Linked DNA regions of Homo sapiens: region 1 is linked to region 2. A link is a contact called in ENCODE Hi-C or POLR2A ChIA-PET data. All regions are on one chromosome and are shown on one strand. The core of a region is the stretch at or near the end of the contact, and the rest is flanking DNA. Distances in the headings are between cores, read along the strand shown.

The links. A loop is a pair of places that touch in the nucleus more often than their neighbours do. ChIA-PET counts read pairs that join two places held with the same protein, here RNA polymerase II (POLR2A). Pooled maps may share reads with other maps.
Region 1: a loop to region 2 is called in a map with no recorded cell type, with 3 times the contacts of the local background. The contact joins two enhancer-like sites. A Hi-C loop is called at or near these places in 5 of 168 maps with a recorded cell type or tissue (CD14-positive monocyte, HepG2, left colon and 2 more), 1 of 37 single-sample maps with no recorded cell type and 10 of 50 pooled maps. POLR2A ChIA-PET finds 5 or more read pairs at or near these places in 20 of 52 experiments (AG04450, CD8-positive, alpha-beta T cell, GM12878 and 13 more).

What each region holds. Positions count from the first base shown.
Region 1 is chr16:20,928,289-20,931,730 of GRCh38, reverse strand. No RefSeq gene overlaps it. Among named protein-coding and RNA genes, the nearest start is that of LYRM1, 29 kb to the right of the region's middle. Within about 2 kb of position 1,555, at least 6 of the 41 ENCODE cell types and tissues checked have a DNase peak (open chromatin) inside an H3K27ac peak, as active enhancers do.
Region 2 is chr16:20,873,295-20,876,824 of GRCh38, reverse strand. All of the region lies in intron 1 of DCUN1D3 (defective in cullin neddylation 1 domain containing 3), which reads left to right. Among named protein-coding and RNA genes, the nearest start is that of DCUN1D3, 25 kb to the left of the region's middle. RefSeq lists a silencer at 1,167-1,246 and enhancers at 1,893-2,112, 2,363-2,462. Within about 2 kb of position 1,829, at least 8 of the 41 ENCODE cell types and tissues checked have a DNase peak (open chromatin) inside an H3K27ac peak, as active enhancers do.

The DNA.
Region 1 (3,442 bases), core at 306-2,805, 55 kb before region 2:
AAAACTAGCCCAAAGTTCCACAGCTAGTCAGTGATAGAACTGGGACGCAATTGTTTCTCTACTAGCCTGCACAGATGGGTGGAAATTTCCCGAGGAAAGGGGAGGTGAGAGAAGCAATCTTTATTGCATGCCTACTATATGCCATGCTTTGTGCCCAGGCCTTTAGATTTCTCACTTGATCCTCTGTGGTGGGAAGGCCTGTCCTCTCCCTTGGAGGTTCAGAGAGATTATCGTCCCTAAAATCGCTCAGCTTTTTCACACTGCAAAGCCTGGTTTGTGCTGGTCTGGCTCTTGAACCCATGCATTTTTCACCGCCACACGCTGCCTCCCTGCCAAGGACTTGGCTCTGTTTTGATGTAGAATCTTAGAAGAGATGTGTAGCTCCAACTACACAACTATGTCCAAGAAATTTCAATCACTTGTTTCTCCCCAGGGCCAGCTGGAAGAGACTCTTGAGGGAGATAAAAATCACATTCTTGATGCATTACTTCTTCACTAACTCTCTCATGTAGTCTTGTGGCACTAAGTGGCTTATTTCAGGGCCCTGTCTTGGTCACTTCGTAGTTGAGCAAAGACATGAGACTGTTTGGGGGTTTTCATGTGTCTGGCCTTGGCTTCTCTGCCTCTTCACTAGAAGAAATGTTTTGAATCAGGGTCTTTGATTTCTTTTTTGTTGTTGTTGAGACAGTCTTGCTCTCTCACCTAGGCTGGAGTGCAGTGGCACAATTTTGGCTCACTGCAACCTTCGCCTCCCAGGTTCAGGCAATTCTCCTGCCTCAGCCTCCCATGTAGCTGGGATTACAGGTGCCTGCCACCATGCCTGGCTAATTTTTTTATATTTTTAGTAGAGACAGGGTTTCACCATGTTGGCCAGGGTGGTCTCAAACTCCTGACCTCAAGTGATCCACCCATCTTGGCCTCCCAAAGTGCTGGGATTACAGGCATGAGCCACTGCACCCGGTCAAAAGCTATTTTTTCAAGAAAGAAATATAAATGTTCTCCAATGGGGGAAAAATCAGAATGAACAGATAGCTGGAACTATCCTATTGTTCCAAATAAGATTGTTAGTCATTTTGGATAGAAGGATGGTCAGGATCTCAAATCCCTGATTCTTGGACTGGTAGGTAAATCACAACGCAAGCTGTAAAGGAGCTGTCAGTGAGGGGGTTGCTAAGAGAACAACTGAATTTTAATTATAGTTCTCCAACCACAGCTTCAGCAACAAAAAGCTGAGGGAGGCAGGGACTGGTCTCATTCCTCAGGGGTCAAGGGACAGACTGTTTTCATATGATGGATTAAATTTTTGTAATTTAAAAAATGTTCTCTACTTTGAAGAGAAAGACTGCTTGAAATTTGAGGTCATTTTCTATTCGGGCCAATGTGGTAGTTAATGTCTCCTCCTGTGAAAGAGCAATATGCTATTCAGAAATCATGGTGAGTTAGAGGCTGGAGTCCTGGGGAAGAGATGGCCAGAGATCAGCTCGGTGAGAAGCTGCAGGCCTTGCCTATAAATAGCTCAGCAGATGACATCAGACAAACCTTGTCACCAAGCTAGTCCTTGTTCTTTAAAAATCTAGCTCTTGGGGGCCGGGTGCGGTGGCTCACTCCTGTAATCCCAGCACTTTGAGAAGCTGAGGCAGGCGGATCACCTGAGGTCAGGAGTTCAAGACTAGCCTGGCCAACATGGTGAAACGTCGTCTCTACTAAAAATACAAAAATTAGCTGGGTGTGGTGGCGGGCGCCTGTAATCCCAGCTACTCAGGAGGCTGAGGCACGAGAATTGCTTGAACCTGGGAGGTGGAGGTTGCAGTGAGCCAAGATTGTGCCACTGCACTCCAGCCTGGGTGACAACAGTGAAACTCTGTCTCAAAAAAAAAAAAAAAATCTAGCTCTTGGGTAAGCAGTTAGGTTCAGTCCTTATCAGTGTTGGAAGATAATTACATTGAAGGTGGGGATGTAGGGAAGGTGGGTTCTGCCTTTGAGAGACTCAAGATGGGGATTTTATAGTTTTGGAGAGAAAGTGAGGAAAATACTATTAAGAACAGAACACAGGTTACATGGAAGGTTTGAGAGTAAATTGACAATTATGCTTTTGTGTAACAGTATACACATGTTTGCAAAGGGGCTAGGCATGTAAAATTCACACTAAGGCAAATGGAAGATGCTCAAAGGCTGGCTAGCAATGAGATGGACTTTCATCCTGAAAAGGCTGGGTGAGAAGGCTGATTTCTACACTCAGTAGAGTAAGGCAAAAATGCAAATAATTAAAATCACCTTGAGTTACTTAGAAAGGAACTTTCCCATCTCCCATGATGGAGATGAGAGACATGTCTCACTTGGTCCAGCACAGCCAGTTTTTCCTCCAAGCAGAAACAGATGGGTTTCACTGGCTGACCACCAGATGAAGTAGTTGGCTTGATTTCATAAGCCCTATGTTGCATGGGAAACAATTAATTTTAGACATTAGAACCATCTCTGGACAGGGAAATGCCTCTACAATGAGACCAGCTGGAAGGAGAGTGGCTGAAGGAACAGCAGATTCATGTCTCTCAATTCAAGCTAGGCTGGGCTATGTGCTCACTGAATGGCCATGGGAAGGCCAGAACACCTGCCAGCATATTTACATTTCTCTGTCTCTTTTCACCAAAGGCTTTGCTGTGGTTTGAATGTATCCCCCAAAGTTTATGTGTTAGAAAATCCCCAAGCAACAGTGTTGAGAAGTGCAACCTTTAGGAGGTGATTAGGTCAGGAGGTCACAGATAATGTTATTGCCAGAGTGGGTTTGTTATAAAAGTCAGTTCAGACCGGGCGCAGTGGCTCACTCCTGTAATCCCAGCACTGCAGGATGCCGAGGCAGGTGGATCATCTGAGGTCAGGAGTTCGAGACCAGCCTGGGCAACATAGTGAAACCCGTCTCTATTAAAAATGCAAAAAAAAAAAAAAAAAAAAAAAAATTAGCCAAGCGTAGTGGTGGGCGCCTGTAGTCCCAGCTACTTGGGAGGCTGAGGCAGGAGAATGGCCTGAACCCAGGAGGCGGAGCTTGCAGTGAGCCGAGATCGCGCCACTGCACTCTAGCCTGGGTGACAGAGCGAGACTTGTCAAGAAAACAAACAAACAAAAAAACAACAAAACACACACACACACACACAAAATTAGCCGAGTGTAGTGGCAGGCGCCTGTAATCCCAGCTGTTTGGGAGGCTGAGGCAGGAGAATTGCTTGAACCCAGGAGGCAGAGGTTGCAGTGAGCTGAGATCGTGCCATTGCACTCCAGCCTGGGCAGCAAGGGCAAAACTCTGTTATCAGAGGAAAAAAATAAATAAATAAAAATTAAAAAATAAAAGTTCAGCTCTCTCTCTCACTGTCTTTCACCATGTGATGACTTCTGCCATATGATGACACAGAAAGAAAGCCCTCGCCAGATGTGGGCTCCTCAAATTTGG
Region 2 (3,530 bases), core at 580-3,079:
TAATGACCTCTAGTTCCAACCGTGTTGCCTATGACAGGGTTTCATACTTTTTTATGGCTGAATAATATTCCATTGTGTATATGTACCACATTTTCTTTATCCATTCATCCATGGATGGGCACTCAGGTGGATTCCATATTTTGGCTATTGTGAATAATGCTACAATAAACATGGGAGTGCAGATCTCTCCAGTATATTGATTTTCTTTCCTTTGCACATATACCTAGTAGTGCAATTGCTGGATCATACAGTAGTTCTATTTTCAGTTTTTTGAGGGCCCTTTATACTGTTTTCCATAGTGGCTATACTCATTAACATTTCCACCAACAGTATACGAGGGTTCCCATTTTTCCACATCCTTGCCATTCATTATTCTGTTTTTTTTTTTTTTCATAACCATTTTAACTGGGGTGAGATAATATTTCGTTGTGGCTTTTATTTACATTTCTGTGATGATTAGTGATGTTGAGCATTTTTTCGTATACCTGCTGGCTATTTTCATGTCTCCTTTTGAGAAACATCTATTCAGATCTTTTGCCCATTTAAAAATCAGATTAGAGTCGGGCACAGTGGCTCGAGCCTGTAATCCCAGCACTTTGGGAGGCTGAGGCAGGCGGATCACCTGAGGTCAGGAGTTTGAGACCAGCCTGGCCAACATGGTGAAACACTGTCTCTACTGAAAATACAAAAATGAGCTGGGCCTGGTGGCATGCGCCTGTAATCCCAGCTACTCGAGAGGCTAAGGCAAGAGAATCACTTGAACCTCGGAGGTGATTGGTTGCAGTGAGCCGAGATCATGCCACTGCACTCCAGCGTGGGTGACAGAGTGAGACTCTGTCTCAAAAAAAATAAATAAATAAAATAAAAATCAGATTATTATTATTATTATTTTGCTATTAAGTTGTTTGAGCTCCTTATATATTCTGGCTGTTAATCCCTCGTCAGATGGATAGTTTGCAGATTTTTTTTCCCATTCTGTGGATTGTCTCTTCACATTGTTGATTGTTTACTTTGCTGTGTAGAAGCTTTTTAGCTTGATATAACCCCATTTGTCTCTTTTTGCTTTGGTTGCCTGTGCTTTTAAGGTCTTACACAAAAAATCTTTGCCCAGACCAGTGTCCTAGATCATTTCCCCAGTGTTTTCTTCTAGTAGTTTCATAGTTTCATGTCTTATATTTAAATCTTCAATCCACTTTGATTTGATTTTTGTATATAGTGTGAGAGAGGGGATCTAGTTTTATTCTTCTGCATATAGTCATTTAGTTCACAGTGATTTGTTTTAGTTCCCGTTTTCAACTGAGAAGACTGAGATGGAATATGGTTAAGTGTGAGCTAGAGAGTTGGTAGAGCTGGGCTGTACAAACCTAGTCATTTTGCATCCAATGCATGTACTTTCCCTCCTGGAAGGCACATGACTATACTGGAGCAGCTGAAGGAGCTGCAATATCTGTGCAACTGGTTTTTGAGTGAGAGAATTGAATGTTGGTTGCAGAACAGTCAAGACACTGAACGCAATTCAGAAAAGTTGCATGTAATTTCATGGACCCCCTATTGTTGGATGCAACATTTGTGTGTGTGTGTGTGTGTGTGTGTGTGTGTGTGTGTGTGTGTGTGCATGAGCGCACGCAGTTTATTCTGGGGCCATAGTTGTCTTTGAGTCTTCAGACTTATTGATGACTGAAAGAACTTATGGTGCTGCTGCTTTATTTTATAAATTTTTTATGTTGTTTCTTAAAATAGGGCATAGCTGCTAGGGCAGGGTTTTAATAGACAGCATTGTGGTGGCCATTAGGTGGCAGCAATTTTGGCAGGTCATGTGGGTGGGAAGTGGGCAGGAACGAATCATCAGATGTCTTACTTTGCAAAGCTTGCAGTACCACAGTGCCTTCCAACAGGTATAGAGCTCCATTTTTAATTACCTGCTTATCTTTGCACATGTTAATGTACTCTGGGGCCTCATGCTACATGAGCATTTGTGAAAATAAGTAACTTAAAAAAAAAAATCAAAGCCTAAACCTTGGGGCCTCAAGTTTCAACCTGCAGAGAACGTATTCAAATAAAGATGTGCAAACATGAGCATTTCCTGTCAGTCTTTGAAACTTAAACACTTTCTTAATAGGCTCTTCGGCATGTAAAATCAAAGAGAAATTGTCTCAGTGATAGGAATTGAAACCAAGAGGGTAGCCAAGTTCAGGTTAGATTTGGGCTTTCAGTTTCATGGGATATGGTTTAGATCAAATACCTGTTTCAGCTGGAAGGTTGATCATGTTATTGTACAGAGAAAGACTTCTGAGAGATTTTTGCTTTCAGCCTTTCACATGGTGTCTGAATGCTGGGACGGGGTTCCTCTTTGGGAACAAGATGATGACAGCAAATATGTACACAATAGAATAAAGCTCCTGAAGTATTCTGTGGCATATCTACTTGAAGGAGGTCTAACGGTGTAAAAATTGCAATTGGAAAGATTCTTGTAGCCAGTTAGTCATACCATCTTTTAAATAGCATCCTACTGGTCCACGTAGTTATAATGGAATTTGACAGCTTTCATGAACTTGGGATCATTGGTCCTGTTGTTCAGCTAAGGGTCCTATGATATATTCGACTAGAAATTGTGGCCTAGTCAGTTGGTTCTGAACCATGAATCAGAACATCTGGCAATTAGATCTTCTCTCTCTTTGCTCTCTGAATAGAAGAGATCTGAGTGACATAGCTGTGTCTTGGTAGGGACTCTTTCAGTTGTGATAGAAAACCTGATATCTAACTTATGCAAAGGAGAGTTTGTTGGCTCACACCTGTGAAGTTCAGGCTTTGATCTTGACTCTAGGAACAGTTGGATTCAGGGTGTAAATAATGCCTTCAAAATTCAGTTTCCCTTTGTCTCTTCATACTGCTTTCCACTTGGTGATTTCATTTTTGGGTTCTACATGCATTTGAGCTGAGCCCCATGTGATAAACAGGGACCATTTAATCCTCACAGTGACCCCCTAGGCATTCTTATTTTCTCTGGTAGCTCTTTCTGGTAGCATCTCCAGCCTCCTGTATTTTCAGGGTTGAGATTCTGTCTGGCTGGCTTGTCATGGGCATATCCTGGGTCCAGTCATTAAAGCCAGGGGCATGTGAGGCCTTGGTGGGGCTGAGTCCCATAGTTCTTTATGAACCCCACCCAGCCATATGGCCGAGAGCGAGGGAAAAGGATCTGCTGGTGAAAATTGGGTAATCACCTGATGAAGAGCCTGGATGCTGGGAAGGCAGACACGTCTGCTACAAATCTGTCCTTTGACCCAGTCTGCAGCTTGACAGCCCATGTTAGTCTTCACACTAAATCCAGCCCATTGACCATTTCCAGGCATTCCACATTTCTCTTTTGAATGAGCCTCTTGCTCCCTGGGAATGTGAATCACTCAATCCATGGGCCAGACCCTTCTACCCCTGATGTTAAACCTTTGATAAGGGGACTGTTACTCATTAGACCTTAAGATGGTCATCATCTTTGTCCTCTTCTTTTCCTTGGAGGGAGTGTGAGGAGGAAG